2 separate regions of the Homo sapiens genome follow, and region 2 is linked to region 1. The links are chromatin contacts, found by Hi-C or POLR2A ChIA-PET in ENCODE. All regions are on one chromosome and are shown on one strand. Each heading gives the region's core, a stretch centred on a gene start or an enhancer-like site at or near the end of the contact. The rest is flanking DNA. Distances are from core to core; before and after follow the strand shown. Region 1 overlaps RAE1 (ribonucleic acid export 1). Region 2 overlaps LOC105372693 (a long non-coding RNA gene).

Evidence for each region. Hi-C counts contacts between places; a loop is a spot of excess contacts on that map. ChIA-PET counts read pairs that join two places held with the same protein, here RNA polymerase II (POLR2A).
Region 2: a loop to region 1 is called in a map with no recorded cell type, with 6 times the contacts of the local background. The contact joins two enhancer-like sites. A Hi-C loop is called at or near these places in 1 of 37 single-sample maps with no recorded cell type. POLR2A ChIA-PET finds 5 or more read pairs at or near these places in 1 of 52 experiments (activated CD4-positive, alpha-beta T cell).

What each region holds. Positions count from the first base shown.
Region 1 is chr20:57,370,254-57,377,955 of GRCh38, forward strand. It overlaps RAE1 (ribonucleic acid export 1), which reads left to right. Exons shown (of 12, transcript NM_003610.4): 9 at 3,222-3,328; 10 at 3,410-3,485; 11 at 4,354-4,548. LOC124904938 (a long non-coding RNA gene) reads right to left here. Exons shown (of 2, transcript XR_007067671.1): 1 at 7,299-7,702; 2 at 5,987-6,924. Among named protein-coding and RNA genes, the nearest start is that of RBM38, 17 kb to the right of the region's middle. RefSeq lists an enhancer at 4,227-5,224. Within about 2 kb of position 4,703, at least 9 of the 41 ENCODE cell types and tissues checked have a DNase peak (open chromatin) inside an H3K27ac peak, as active enhancers do.
Region 2 is chr20:57,986,673-57,994,374 of GRCh38, forward strand. It overlaps LOC105372693 (a long non-coding RNA gene), which reads right to left. Exons shown (of 6, transcript XR_007067678.1): 3 at 2,631-2,726; 4 at 1,415-1,563; 5 at 1,029-1,117; 6 at 1-467. Among named protein-coding and RNA genes, the nearest start is that of LINC01742, 13 kb to the right of the region's middle. Within about 2 kb of position 4,744, at least 6 of the 41 ENCODE cell types and tissues checked have a DNase peak (open chromatin) inside an H3K27ac peak, as active enhancers do.

The sequences.
Region 1 (7,702 bases), core at 3,453-5,952:
TGGCATCCTCATTGGTAATTCCAGGGGACCCTGGACACCCATCCTCTTACTGGAACAGAGCTTCATTCACTGTTCTTACAAGAAACATTTCCCCTGGCTGCTGTCTTGCCAGCCTCTTACCCGCTACCTCTGTGGCTCTTCTATCCTTGCTGGCTCTTGGCTGAATGTGGAGGTTCCACAGACATCTCCCTAAGCCGCTGCCTCCTCCACCCAAGCACAACTGATCTCCCATCCACTGTCGCTCAGCCACGCCCTGTGGACTGGAGACTCGTACCTCATTCCTGTGCTCCTGACATGGACACCCAGTCGGACAGCTCCTTGGTGTGTCTCCCAGGCGTCTGAAGCTACGGTATCCCACACCAAACCCAAGACTACATTCTGTAGCTCTTTATTCACATGTTACCCTTGCCTCAGGATTCTCCCTTGCTACTGCCACCAGTACCATCTACTTTATACGTATGTATGGATGTCATATACATACTAAATATTTCCCTTCTTTTGCCTACTAGAATGTAAACTCCATGAGAGCAGAGATTTTTGTTTGTATTTGTTGCTGCCTCCCAGCACTTGGAGGAGGGCCTTAAGTGTAAAAGGTGCTCTGTGAATATTTGCAGAGTGAACATTTGATCTGAACCTGCCCCTCTCGGCCACCACCAGCCTGTTGCTCCTGATGTGCTTCACAGCCCATTCAATGGGACCTCCATCTCCTTTGTTATAGCCAGAAATCTTGAGGTCACCCCTGATTGGAACTTTCCCTCTCCTGTCTCACTAATCCTCAGTCTCCTCCCCTCTACCCTGAAATTATTTGGGAATCTGTTCATTTTTCTCCCTCCCTCCTGCCACCACATCTAATTCAAATCTTGGAAAGCACTTAGATCAGAACTCTATGACATTGGTCTTGGCAGTAATTTCTTGGATATGACACCAAAAAGCACAGGCAACAAAAGCAAAAATGGCCAAGTGGAACTGTGTTAAACTAACAGCTCTTGCACAGCAGAGGGAACCATGGAAAAGAGTGAAAAGGCAGCCTGTGGAATGGGAGAAAACATCTGGAGGCTATTTCTGACAAGGGATTGATTTCCAAAATACGTAAGGAACCCCTGCAACTCAATAGTGAGAAAACTGGTGACGTGAAAAATGGACCAAAGACTTGAATAGACATGTCTCCAAAGAAGACATACAAATACCCAGCAGGTGTATGGAAATGTGCTTAACATCCTAACTATCAAGGAAAGGCAAACAAAAACCACAGTGAGATACCATCTCCTAGCTGATGGGACCACTGTTACCAGAAAGCCCAAAGATAACAAGCGCTGGGGAGGGTGTGGGGAACATGGAACCCTTGTGCACTGTTGGGGGGATGCAAAATGCCACAACCGTTACAGAAAACTGGAGGCCTCAAAACATGAAAAACAGAATCACCATACGATCTAGCAGTTCCACTTACAGGTCTTGATTCAAAAGAATCAAAATGGGTATTTTGAAGAGAGACCTGTACTGCTAGTGTTCCTTGCAGCACTGTTCACAATAGCCAAGTGAACAGATAAAGAAAATGAAGTGTATACCTGCAGTAGGATGCTGTGCGTGCAGCCTGAAAGAAGGAAATCCTGCCATTCGTGACAACGTGGGTGACCATGAAGGAGATTATGCAAAATGAAATAAGCCAGACACAGAAAGAAACTGCATGGTTCCACTTAAATGTGATATCCAGCATAGACTCACAGAAGTAAAGGGTGGAATGGCGGTCATCAGGGGATTGGGGGAGAGGGAAATGGGGAGCTACTTAATCAATGGGATGAAATTTCATTAAACAAGATGAGAATGTTCTAGAGATATGCCGTACTACATGGTACCTGTAGTCAACAATAATGTAGACTTAGAAATGTGTTAAGCGGTGGCTCTCATGTTCACTCTTCTTACCACAGTAAAATCAGCACTTAGACCTTGGCCCTGGTTCAAGGCGTCCTCCGGAGCTGAGGCAGGGGCTCTTGTAAGCGGCACCACTGGCCTTGCCGGACCCCAGCCTAAGCCCTTCCCTGCCTCCCCATTTCCTTTTGGTTGAATCCAAAAAAAACCTGGTCCCATCTGGCTTCACTTCCTGCCACCCGGTGCTAGCGCCCTGGCCTCTCCGTTGTTGAGAACTGATTGCCATCGGCCTTTGCACAGGGCCAGTGCATGTGGCTCTTGGTGCAAGTGACACCCCTGGCATTGTGCAGTTCCTGGTGTGCCGCACAGTAGACCCTGTGCTGATGACCAGCCATGGCCTTTTCTGTCATCTAAGAACTTACAGATGTTTGTCAGTTTGCTTTACTTTTTTTCTTCGTACTCACAAAAGTAATGGTCTGGCAGTTTTTAAAAAGGCAGGGGAGCAAACAGTACAGGAATGAAAGAGGAGGCCGTTTTCCTTCGTACTTAGGAAACGTGCATCACCAGCAGCTGTCACGATGCCAGAGGCTGCTTCTCCCTTCGTCTTGCCTGGCCCCTGCCTGGGTCCTGCCAGGCTTCCCCTGAACTCACACGGAAGCTCAGATGACCAGCTTAGGCAGGGTGGATGGCCCTCCAAGCTTTGGCCAGGTTGCCACGACTGGAAGGAGGAAGTGGTAACTCCAAAGTTGGCTTCTCCTCGGGGTGGTCGGCTTTTCTGCCCAGGAGGCTGGGTAGTGGAATTTCTGGGTTCTTCTGTAGAATAGAGACCTGCCCTTGGGCCCTCACACTCAACACTGGGCGAAGTGCAGCGTGTTGCTTGTCTGTAGCATGGCCACTGCACCCACCGTCCCCTTCACCCTGTTACCCTGTGAGACGGGTGCGGCAGAGCCTGCATCCCTCCTCCAGCTGGGGAGGCAGAAGCGCAGAAGCTTCGGGTGACCTCCTGAGGGGTGTCTGCCTAGCCAGGGACGTCTCCATTCCCCACAGGCAGGGCCGCTGTCTGCCTCGCAGCCCATGGGGCTCTGCTGGCGTGAACGCGGCCTTGCAGGGTGGCAGAGGGAGAGCGAGCAGCGGGGGCGGGGGAGGAGCACAGGGTGTGCAGTTGGGTCATAAACTCACTGCTTAGATGGAGTTACTAAGGAGTTAGAAAGCAATGCTTACTGCTGTATCATATTTGAGTGATTTTTTCTGGTTCTTCTAAAACCTAAACATGGGGTAAAAATGACTTACCTTCACGTTAGTCATGAAATCTTATATTATGCTGTGATTATGTCTCTTTTTTATTTTAACTGTAGCATCGGTGTGTGGCTATTTTTAAAGACAAACAGAACAAGCCTACTGGTTTTGCCCTGGGAAGTATCGAGGGGAGAGTTGCTATTCACTATATCAACCCCCCGAACCCGTAAGTGTGACTCTGTCAGCTTGCAGATTTCACTGGACTTTTTTTAACAAAGGAAGACTTACATGAACCTTTGTCTTTCAGCGCCAAAGATAACTTCACCTTTAAATGTCATCGATCTAATGGAACCAACACTTCAGCTCCTCAGGACATTTATGCGGTACGTTTTTAGACACTTTAACCGTGGTAATACATCTGGAAACCAGACTTGGAGGTGGCTGAGGAATTGTGGGATCAGAAAAGACTCATCACTGAAGAGCTTGTGTGTTCATGTCCGGAGATAAGTGGCTTATGCTGTAGGCTTCAGGTTTCTGTGGATTTTTGTTGTTGTTTTTGAGACGGAGTCGCTCTGTCGCCCAGGCTGGAGTGCAGTGGCGTGATATCACCTCACTGCAACCTCCGCCTCCTGGGTTCAAGCGATTCTCCTGCCTCAGCCTCCCAAGTAGTTGGGACTACAGGCGCCCAGCTAATTTTTGTATTTTTAGTAGAGACGGCGTTTCACCATATTGGCCAGGCTGGTCTCGAACTCCTGACCTTGTGATTTGCCCGCCTCGGCCTCCCAAAGTGCTGGGATTACAGGCGTGAGCCACCGCACTTGGCCTTGTTTTCTGTGTTAACGTGCCGCCTAACTAGCAGTGTTGTGTATTTGTTTCTGAACATAAGCTTAGGATGTTTTGCCGAGAGTCTTCTCCCTCCCTCAGGAGCGCTGGTAGACAGTTCACACCCACAGCTCAGACTGAGAAATCTGTTTGCTCAAAAGAAACATTTTCCTGAGGTCTGCTCCTTGTTTCTTGCTGTCCACATGCTCACTTTCTCTGGTGTGCAGCCCTCACAGGAGGCAAGATTGGGTTCTGGGCTGGCATTTGATGGAGGAAGCCTGGATAGTTTCTCTTGCTATCAGCGGGCAGCAGCTGGAAGGAAATGTACCTGTGCGCTTTGTTTCCTAACTCAAGCAGGAAGTGTGCGTGGGTGGAACCTTCTCTGCGCCCCTCTGCCTGGCTTCTCATTGTGCATGTCAATCCTTGCAGGTAAATGGAATCGCGTTCCATCCTGTTCATGGCACCCTTGCAACTGTGGGATCTGATGGTAGATTCAGCTTCTGGGACAAAGATGCCAGAACAAAACTAAAAACTTCGGAACAGTTAGATCAGCCCATCTCAGCTTGCTGTTTCAATCACAATGGAAACATATTTGCATACGCTTCCAGCTACGACTGGTCAAAGGTGAGAACTCCCGGGCCTGCTCTGGGTGCTCCAAGGCAGCAGAGCCAGGCTCTGGGTTCAGAAGGCCTAGGCCTGAGTTGTGACTCTTCTCAGGACTCACGTGTGTCCTTGGGCAGGTCACCGTCCCCTCCCTGTAAGGGGAAATTGCAGGACTTCCTCAAATGGTTGTGGGGATTCAGTACAGCCTTTGGCCAGAACCCAGCACACAGGAAGTGCTCGGCCAGTGTGAGCCATTACGGGCTGCTCTGTTCCTGGGCACAGAAGCACAGGCAAGCCGGGGGCTGCACTTTATGAAGGGGGTGGCAGGGCGGGTCATGGAGCTTTCGCCTGGGTGCTGTTGGTTGCTTGGTTGGCTGGTGGTTTGGGCAGGGGGAGTTAGGAGCTGGCAGGAGTGGGGCTGCATTTTTGAGGCCTTTGGGCATGATGGTGAAATGTGTAGACTCGGGTACTCTGCCCAACCCCATGGGAAGTGTGTTGGCTTTCAACCAGCCTGCGTGTTTCTCCACTGCTCAGCTCTTCTGGAGAGGTTGTCATCATTGTATTTGTGGTTTTCATCATTCTCCTCCCACCCCACTCTGCCCTTTGCCCACAACAGCCTTCTAGACTTTTCCCTACCCTGCCCTGGCTTCCGATGGGGAGGTCACCTGCTTCACATAGGAGGGGCTTCCAGTGGCCTGCAGTGTCTTTCCCGCTCACCTCATGTCTGCCTGCGCTGACCCCGTCTCCTTCCACCCTCATGGCTCTTTTCTGGGCCTTCTCCCACTGTCTTCTGTCCCCGTCCACCAGCTCCTCCCCTCTGTCTAAGCATGGAAGGCTCGAGGAACCATTTCCATGTATATTAAGGCTATCGAGAGAGTGGTGTCAGCACCTACCCTCTTGGTTCCCTGTGCTCTGGCCCCTCCTCAGTCCACTGCCAGGTACTTTCTGGCCTCTTGCAGCTGTACTCAGAGTCCCTGTGGCCACGTCCTCCTCATCCAGTCCAGAAGCTTCCTTTCTGTCTGTGCCGGTCACTCACCCGTCCCTTCCTGTTCCATACAGCTCTCCTCCCTGCTTCTTGGCCATGTCCTGGTTTATTCTGCTTTGGGCTGTGGTTCCTGTCCTCCTGCCAGCTCCTGTCTCCTGCCCCTCTTGCCTTGCTGGCCCCCCGCTATCTCAGCCTGGGGGGCCACCACAGGGCTCTAAACAGCGCTTTGCATTCCCAAGACACCTGCTGCCACACAAGCCAGTGACTGGAGACGTCCCTTGGTTCGGGCCCTGCCCGCTCCACCTTTAGTATTTCCCAGTCTCAGGAGCGTGGCTGCACCTGAGTCTCCCTGAGGCCCCGAACTTAGACACAGAAGTCCAGCTGATTGCCTTCCATCCCTCTGACCCCTCCAGGCCTGCTGCTGCTTCTGTGTTTCCCTGTTTGAGGGTTTGCTGTGTGAGCCATGAAGCTGTGTTCTTTTTTTAAAGCAACTTTATTGAGGTACAATTGAAATACAGTCATTGTTTAAAGTGTACAATTTGATCAGTTTCAACATCTGTAAATACCCATGAAACTATCACCATAGTCATCTCCCCGAAAGGTTTTTGTGTATATTACTGTAATCTTCCCTTACGCACACACAAAACCATGGATCTGTTTTCTGGCATTATGGACTAGTCTGAATTTTCTAGAATTTTATATAAGTGGAGCCCTACGCTACATTTTCCCCTCGCCCCAGCTTCTTTCCCTCAGCATAAGGATTTTGAAATTCACCCATGCTGTTGAGTGAATCACTTGTCCGTTACTTTTCAGTGCTGGGTAGTATTCCCGGGTGGGGTGTGCCATTTGTTTATCCATTCACCTGTGTAAGCCATGCACTCAGTTTTGTGACAAGAGTGTACTTTTTTGGTTCTGCCTGGCTGGGGGTGGACAGGCTGTGGCGTGCGTGGAGCCCGAGGCCTCAGCTCCCACATCGGGCTCTTCATTGAATCTCCTCTTTGCATACTCATCCCAGCAGCTGCATCAAAATTCTGCATTTTAACTTAAATGACGCGGGACTCTATACGTTATACGCGTTAAAAAATGTAGTAAATTGAAAGCAGTGAGAAAGGTAATTGCTTTGAGTGCTGTTTAAAAATTGAAGTAAAATCTCATTCATTTAAGCAGTTAATGTCAGCTTATTGTGGGGGTTACATAAATTAGCATCTTTTTAGTTTAAAAGAGAAATTTGCTTCAGGGGTTTTTCATTGTTCTTAGTTCAAGGACAGTTATCTCCAGTGCAAAGTCATGATCACATATGATTGATGTTATTAGCTTGCTGCTTGAGTTACTGTTCAGAAAAACTACACTTTGTATATTATGAGAATTAGTGGTCACTGTTGAGCAAAACTTCTAGAGCTTTCTTGGCATGCCTGTTGGGAAGAGAATAAAAATGTGTCATCAGAGTACAGGTGACAGAGTGCACCCAGCGCCATGCCCCACCTCCCTCTTCCAGTCCTTTGGCCCACCTGCGGCTCCTGCCTGCTGTCTTTCTTCCGGATCATCTGCCTGGCCCACCCCACTCACCTCTCTTCTTAAAACTTAAATGTGATCACATCACTGACCTGCCTACAGCCTCCTTTTCCCTGGGGAATAACGTTCAAAGGCCTCCCTCTGCCATTCACAGCCCTGTAGTCTGGCCTCATCCTGATTTCGGGGGTCTTTCGATGCTGTATAGCCCTGCATCCCCTCCGGTGTGGGCCCGGGCAGACGTGCACACCTCCGCACACGCCTCTGGCTCACTCACCACCGTTCATGCCTCTGCTGTGCTCCGTGTCTGTTGCTCCTTCCATGTGGGGCGGGGTGTCCTCCTTCATCCCCATGATACCCCGCAGGTCAGATGTCCTCCTTTCTGTGAAGCATTCTCAGGTCAGAACTAATTCTGACCAAGGGACCCAAGGCAGTTATCCTGGCGTTAAAGTCCTGGGGTGTTAAAAGGGGGCTCAGTGTTGAAAAGGAACTCACAGGTTCCTACTCACAGACTCTCTCAGTAGGACATTGATGACACACTGGTACCAACCACATCCTTAGGCCTTTCTCTGAGGACTGAAGTTCTGCTTCGCATTTGACTTTATCTTTGTTGTTTTATTTCTCTGAGAGATTATATGTTTCCAGTATTGTAGCACAGGACTTCACCTAGAAAAAGCACCT
Region 2 (7,702 bases), core at 3,494-5,993, 620 kb after region 1:
CACAACAGCAATATTCCCCCTGGAGAGTGAGCTAATAAACACATGCTCTGGTATAAATAGCTGTAGGGCTTTGACATTGCCTTTACATTCAAAATGAGTTCATGTCATGCTGAAAGAGGAGTCCCGAGGGAAGCAGGACCTCGCTGCAGAGCTTGGCTTAGGAGAAGCAGAGAGCTGGGTGCTTCCCCACCTGATTCCCAGCTTCTGCTCTGTGAGTTCCAAGCTGCAAAACTCTGGGCAAGTCACTTATCAGCTGTGATCCATCTGTCGCCGTCGATAGAGCAGCATCAGTGACTCCTGGCTTCCTCACAGGGCCACCAGGAGGGCCAGCAGATGACCTCAGTGGGAGACAGCAGGGCTGTTGAGACGAGGACTCCCCAGCTGTTGCAGGGTCCATACAGCAGTTTGGGGGACACCAGCCTCCAGGTCAAGTTCTGGTCTGCTGTGACCCGAGGCCCCAGAGATCCCTGTGGAAAGACTGAACTACTCACATAATGCTGACCACTGGAGTTTGCAAAGCCTGTTGACATTTGAGAGCTCACCTCTAAGCCACCTGGCTGTTCTGTGAGGTGGACAAGGTGGGGAAATGGTGCTTCTGCGACAGACAGTGAAGCTGATGCTCAGAGATTGGATCTCAGGAACCCAAGTCCCCAACGTGGCCCAGGGGGTCTTGAAGCCTGACCTGTGGCCCAGCCCCCAGACTCCAAGGCCAGGGCTCTTTTTACTATCCTCTGTGAGATGGAGATGGGTTTACTATGTCCATTTTACAAATAGGGAAACTGAGACTCCCAGAAGGCCGGGTGACGAGCCCAACTCATATATGCTCAGATCTGTGAGGTGACATAGGGTTCCTAAAAATCACGGTAGCATGCAGGGCCTGTGGCAAGAATGGGGTTAGGAGCACAACACTCAAAATATTACCAGTAACATTGAAAACAAAGACAGAAGCTGAATAAAATGATAGCACCATTTTACACACGTTAAATGCATAGGAAATGCATAAACACGAAGGTAAACATGGCACTTACCTTGGGAAAGATCCGAATTTACCTGTGCACCTGGGCCCAAGAAGAGTTACAGTTTCTAAGTGATTGTGCAGTGGAGGAAGGAGGGTTACCTGAAATGGAGCAGATGGTTGTAACACCAGGTGTGGACAGGTGTGGCTCCTAACCCACAGCTGAGGTGACGTTGAAGGGCCACGTGTGTGTGCACATGCTTGTGTGTGTGTGTGTGTGTCCTGCAGGGCTTGCCAAGCAGGATGTAGTTTTCTGCATTGGCCTAGCATTTCCTGAGGACAAAATCACATATAGGTAAAAACCAAATTCGCATCACGCTCAAATTACCACTAACATGTCAATCACACTAGAACAAATTTGTATTTTCAAGACAAGCCTCAGAGCAGAACTGGCTGTACCTAGTGCAGGGTGAGGCTGCAAGTGAAACACGGGCGCGCTTCTTTTTCTGATCCCAAAGTGTTCTTTACATAGAATGTTTCTGCAGGCATTTTCTTCTTTCTCTTCCTCTTAGCCTGGCTCCAGGCTGGCAGTAGATAGCATCAGCTACCTGCAACAGATGGGGTTGATGGGGTGGCGCGGGCAATGGCGCAGGAAAAATTCTGAGACTACGCCTGAACCAGCAGAAGGAAGCCATGATGGGTCATGGTGTCTTGGAGACACAGATGAGAGAGTTTTGTACTCTACTCCAGATCTGCAACTTGCCAACTGCGTGGGCTTGGACAGGAGACTCAGCTTCCTTGAAGCTTGGTTTCCTCGTCTGTAAAATGGGAATAAATGTAGTACAACCCTCACCAGGTGAGTCTAAGGGTTAAATGAGATCAGGCATGTAGTAAGTGTTCAACAAACTCTGATGACCTTGCTCCTCCTCCTCCCCTTCCTCTACTCCCTCTTCCAAATCTCCTTCTACTGCTTCTTCATAGTCATCTTTGTCATCATCACCATCATCATCATCACCATCGTCATCCTACCACCAAAGAAAAAAAGTCACAACCCCCCAGTTCCTGAGACATGGACGATGGAGCCAATTTTCTAGGAGCATCAAAATCTTAATGAATCCTCTGGGTCTGAGGTACATCATTTGTCCTTGCACCCTAGACTTCACTTACTGCAGGAAGCAAGCTCTTCCTTGAGAAAAGCAGCAGGAGCAAAGCGCTCCTTGGCTTGGTCTCCCCAAATGGCAGTTTTCCTATTGGGTCCTGTGCTGTGACTTTTCTTCCCTGGAGCTCTGCATTTGTGCGCATTCCTTACGTGCCCTGAATGATCTCAGCACCAATTGCCCACACGTCTGAAACCAGGAGGCCAGCTCCAGGAAGGCGGGACATGTCTGGGAGGTGGTTTCAGGCATTCAAAGTGCTGTCCACAGACTACAAGCATGGGCATCGCCTGGGAGCTTGTTAGGAATGCAAAATCTCAGGCCCGGCCAGGAACCATAACCTGCATTTTAATAGGATGCCCAGGTGACCCGATGCACATTACAGTTCGAGAAGCACTGGTCTTAAGGGACACAAGAGCCACAGCCCACTGGGCTCTGGGAGAAATGGCTATCCCTTGATATATTGAATGCCTGTTTCTTTTGGTATGTCCTGGGGATTACGTGCACATGTCTAAACTCACATGGGATGGTGTTAGAATCCTGACTCCAGCTGATATTCTGTGTGGCTTCAGGCAATTGGCTTCACCTTTCTGAGCCTCTGTTTCTTTTTCTGTGGTCTGAAATCATAATAATAATAGTTATTAATGTTTGACACAAAACATTAATGCATCCAGCACAGTTCTTAGCATGCAGTAAAACTCACAGAAAATGATATGACCACCATTGTTATTTGGGGTGAACACTGCAAGGTCCTCCACCAATATCCACTTTCTTTTTCTTCTTCACTAACAGAATCTCAATTTTATTCAAGCAGTAAATTGCGTTTCACAATAGGCACCTTAGTAGATGTGCCTGTTCAACAACGTTCGCCTTCCCAGACCTCCTGGAAACCAGAAATGACCATGTGACCATGGTCACAATCCTTTGGCAGCTTTCTCTCCTCAATAGAAAAAAAAAAAAAAGATTTTAGAATGTCCTTTCTTTCCTTTCCTCCCTTCTTTCTTCTTGGACTCTGGATGTGATGTCTGGAGACAAAGCAGCCATTTTGTTCTGGTGGGGATGAAAAGCACAGTGGAAGGATGGGTAAGAGGAGAGAAAGAAGGTGGCTGGGTTTCAGTAGCACTGTGGAGCCACTATTTGGATTGCCTGTGTCTGGGCTTCATGGTATGAAGCAGGTGGGAGGATTAAAGATCAATTTCTCTGACATACAGCCCAACATAGTCCTAACTAGTAATGCCGTCATCATAACGCTGTCATCATTATGATAGCTGTTGTTCCTGACCATCTCTGGCACATACTAAGGACTCATCCTGGGTCCTTGGTAAGCATTTGCTAATTTCCGTTGAACAGTTTGAAGGAAACTTAACCTGGGAAACAGAATTGACTATCAAGCTCCTTTAAAAAATGAGAATAAAAAGAAAACATAATCCAACTATCCACCAATAAAACCTACTAAATGCATTTTGACATGCAGCTTTTCATGTTTCTTTTTACAAACACATTTAAATATACACCTACTTGTAATGATAACGTGCACTGTGTATGGTTTTATAACCTGTTAATTTTCATGTATCTGTATATTACCATATTTTTCATGCCATTAAATTTTGCTTCTACAATAAAAATAACAAATCAGGTAATGAGATGAGCCTGATCCTTCACTTGCTTCAGTTTTGCCTTCCAAGAACTGTGTCTTTGCAACACTTATTTGAGCAGACATCACCCCCACAAATGCCTGAATGAACATTTCCTGTTGAAAAACTGCATCGGGAAAGACGTCAGAGCTGCTGGCTCACGTTTTCTGGAGAGCTTCTTACAATGCCCAGAGGAAACATGGGATAGTCACTCCTTTAACGGCTACTCATTATGTTCCTCCAAATACTGCTATGAAAAATTCACACCCATTTTCACAATGAATGCACATTTTTTTACAATGATGAAAATGATGTAAGACTTTAATTCTGAAGTTCTACTCCAGGACTTCAAATGCTTCTTGTCCTGCTTTGGTCCAAGGTCCTGCGTGTGTGGGAAGCCCTGTCTTCGGAAGGCAAGTGAATCAGAAATTACTTCTGAAACTGACTCCAATACTGATAATGTGCTGATAACAGAACGAATAGCATCCTTAGTATTTCTCACTTAATAAAATAAGACAAGAAATGATTTGGAAAAGCACCTGCGCCAAGTCACAGGGGCCAGGCTGCCTGAGGGACTCCCACCCCACCCTACCCCCACTGCACCCACCAGGGCAGCCTGTCCTTGTTCCCCAGCTAATTGTTCCTATGTCAGAAGGTGGATTCAGTGCTGCTGGATTTTTTAAGAGTGATTAGAAATATACATTTTTATTTGAAATCTTCCCATTTTTAAAGGTCAGCCACTTCTTAAAACCACAAAACCACTATTAAGAGCCACAAAATAAAACCAGTCCACAGGCAGAGGCGGGCCAGTGCTTGGAGTTAGCATGCCCTCCTTGCCAGCCTGTCTTGTTAGGGAGAGGACGGAGTTTCAGAAGAGACGTTGCCAGAGGGCCATCGCATTATGGTAATAGCCTTTTTGCTTAACTTCGGTTTGTCCACACCCAGTGCTTCAGGCACAAATGAGACAAATTAAAGGCATTCAGCTGGGAGCCAGCACACATTTTTTTAGTTAAGGAGCTGAGCGAGTCATTAACCGCCTAGGGCTGGTGGAAGGCGGGGGAGGCCCCAGCAAACCCAGGAGGTGCCCAGGACCCATGACCTCATTCTGTCCCAGCCCAAGTCTTCACTGCTTCATGAGGAGTTGTGACAGCGTGGCCTTCTCCAGCCCCACATGGCAACAGCAAGGCCAGGGAGGTGGGGAGCTCGCTGTTTCTGTTCCCCACAATCCAAGCCTCCAGACCCAGGTCTGGGATGACAGAGAAAATCCCAAAGAGTAGGCTTGCCGCACTTCACTGGCGTGGAGCACTGTGACTAATGCCCACACTTAGCCTGGTGCTCACTAAGCCCTGGCTGATACCACTGGGCGCTCACACTGTTGGGTGCCAAGGCCTTCCTGAGTCATCTTGCCTTCCCTCTAATTGAACAGCCTTCAACCTATATAGGATGATCAGCTCTTCTCGGTTCACAGGGGACTTTCCTGGTTTTGGTACTGAAAAGTCCCACATCCCCAGGAGCCCTTCATTCTGGGCAAACCAGGACACTTGGTCACTCTGAGTCTATGCAAAGCCCAGGGAGTTGATTTTGAATCCAAAATTGAGAAGTCCCATCCGACTGCAGAAGGGCATAATTTTAAAAAATCAGAACGTGGGCATTCCAGCTAGGTGGGCTGGAGTAAAGAATACTCGACTGGACTTTGCTTCCAAGGGTAGAAGGGCAGTACTGACCACAGCAGGATAGTCCTAGAAGCAGCTGGCCACCCTCCACAACCTTGCTACTCAAAGTGTGGTCCCCAGGTCAGCAGTATCAGCACCATCTGTGAACCTTTTAGAAATGCAGACTCTCAGGCCCCAGCCTGGACCAACTAGATCAGAATCTGCATTTTGAGAAGATGCTTGGGTGCCACATAGCACACAGGTTGGAGAGGTACTGTCTGTGGGTGCTGCGTTCTTACAGCTTAACTTGGTGAAAGGAGAGAATGGGGCTCCAGAGAGGTGTCGGGAACCTGAGCAGGTGCAAGAAGTCTCATTTCACCTCCCTGGGTTCCTGGAGGCTAAAGCTGTTCAGCTCCCAGAAAGGCAAGGAGGTCTGTCTACCAGGATAGAAGGACACAAATGAGTGACAACAGTTCCAGGCTACATGTCCCCTGACTATAGACCTTAGAGGACAAGGGACTTTGTGCATTTTTTTTATTACCCCCTCTGCCTAGATTTTCCAGGACCTTCCAGATAAAATGTACTAAATTCTGTATTAGATTGGAATGCTTTGGGCTGCAGGTATCAGAAACCCAACTAACAGTGGCTTAAACAAATAGAAGTTTATTGTTCTCACACAACGAGCAGGGAGGGGTGGGTGCTGTGTGGCTGGGGCATGGCTTGGCCATGCCGGCAGGGACAGAGGCTCTCCCTGCCTTCCCCTCTAGAATTCTAAGCACTTCCACTTTCTGTCCTCAGGTTGGTGGCCTTATGGCCTCAGGATGACCTGCTGCAGCTTGAAGCATCATGTTGATGCTTTCAAGACAAGAAAGGAAAAGGGGAAAGCCAATGAACATGACCTTCTTTTTCAGGAGAGCAAAATATTTCTTATAAATTGACCACCTACTTCAGCTCAAGCCTTGTTTGTGGTGCCGCAATGCCATCCGGACCGAAGAGAGTCTGGGAAATAAGTCACTGACAAGAGGGACAAGCAGCTGTGAGGAGCTCAGATCAATCCTGATCCATTGCCTAGAGCCAAAGAGAGCCAAGAGGGAGCCAGCCACGGCCCGGAGACGCCTCCTGTAGGTCTTCTGGTCTTTGCATAATGGCCCTGATCATGTTGGCTGTTCATTTACATTTCTGACCCCTTCTAGGTGATGGAACACTTAAAGGCAGTGAACATGTCTTAGTTGTCTCAATACGTCCCTGGTGCTAACATACCAGGCACAGAGTATGCTCAGTGGATATTTACAGAATGAATGAATGAGGATGCCCTCAGTGCCCATTAGCCAGAGCCACTCATCCCCAAATGTCTCGAGATGGTGGCATCGGCTTTATCTCACAATTGGCTTTATCTCCATAATAACTTATCTTTTCAAACTGGAACCAGGCTTCAGATAACTGGGGCAAAGTCATAGAGAATCATCTAGCTTGAGTCTGAAGTTTCAGTTCCATGGAGCCTGGCTTAGGAGTGCGATCAGAGGTGGTCAGCAGCTGCCAGACTCACCCACTCCCATGAGGCCGACTACATAAAAAGAAGGAACAAAATAAAAGCCAGCCTCTGGAGTCAGGTGAAGCCATTTGTTCTTAAGGGGAGTCACAGGCAAGGCTGCACTGTGTGCCTTAGAATGTCGCAGCTAATCATGGTCCATGAAACATGATGGGATGGAGCAAGTCAGACGATTCCGCCTGATATGTGCCATATGACAGCCGTTAAGTCGCTCGGTCTACTGGAAATAACATTTCATGGTGATCCAGGTAGGGGAATGCAGCCAAGAGCAGAGAGACTCCTCCCGTCTCGCTGGAGAACAGGAGGGGGTTGTTAGGGTGACGTCTGTCATTTTATGAGCCAAGTCAAGGCATATAAAAGCCAGGGAGGGCACAGGGTCTCCCCAGGAACTAATTTGGATGGGAAAAATAAAGATTTTATGTGCTGGCTCAGGCACTGGACTGAAAATCTCAAGAATCTAATCAGCGCCAGGTGGAGGGTGAAGCAGCTCAGTGGCTGGCGAGGACCCTGCGTGGGGCAGGCAGGACGTGGGGGCCACATGTCTCCGTGCTGGAGATGCATCAGGCTGAGTCATAACAGGCTTGGGCTTCAGCGACCCACATCTTTGGGCAAGTCGCTTCCCCTCTCAGCTCCCTCTGTTTCCACATGTGAAAAATGCTTGTGAGGATGAAAGGCAAGAAGGTGGAGGCCAAGAGCTCAGCACGGTGCCCGGCACAGAGCGGTTGCCAATAAACAAATCATAATCATAGCCATTAATG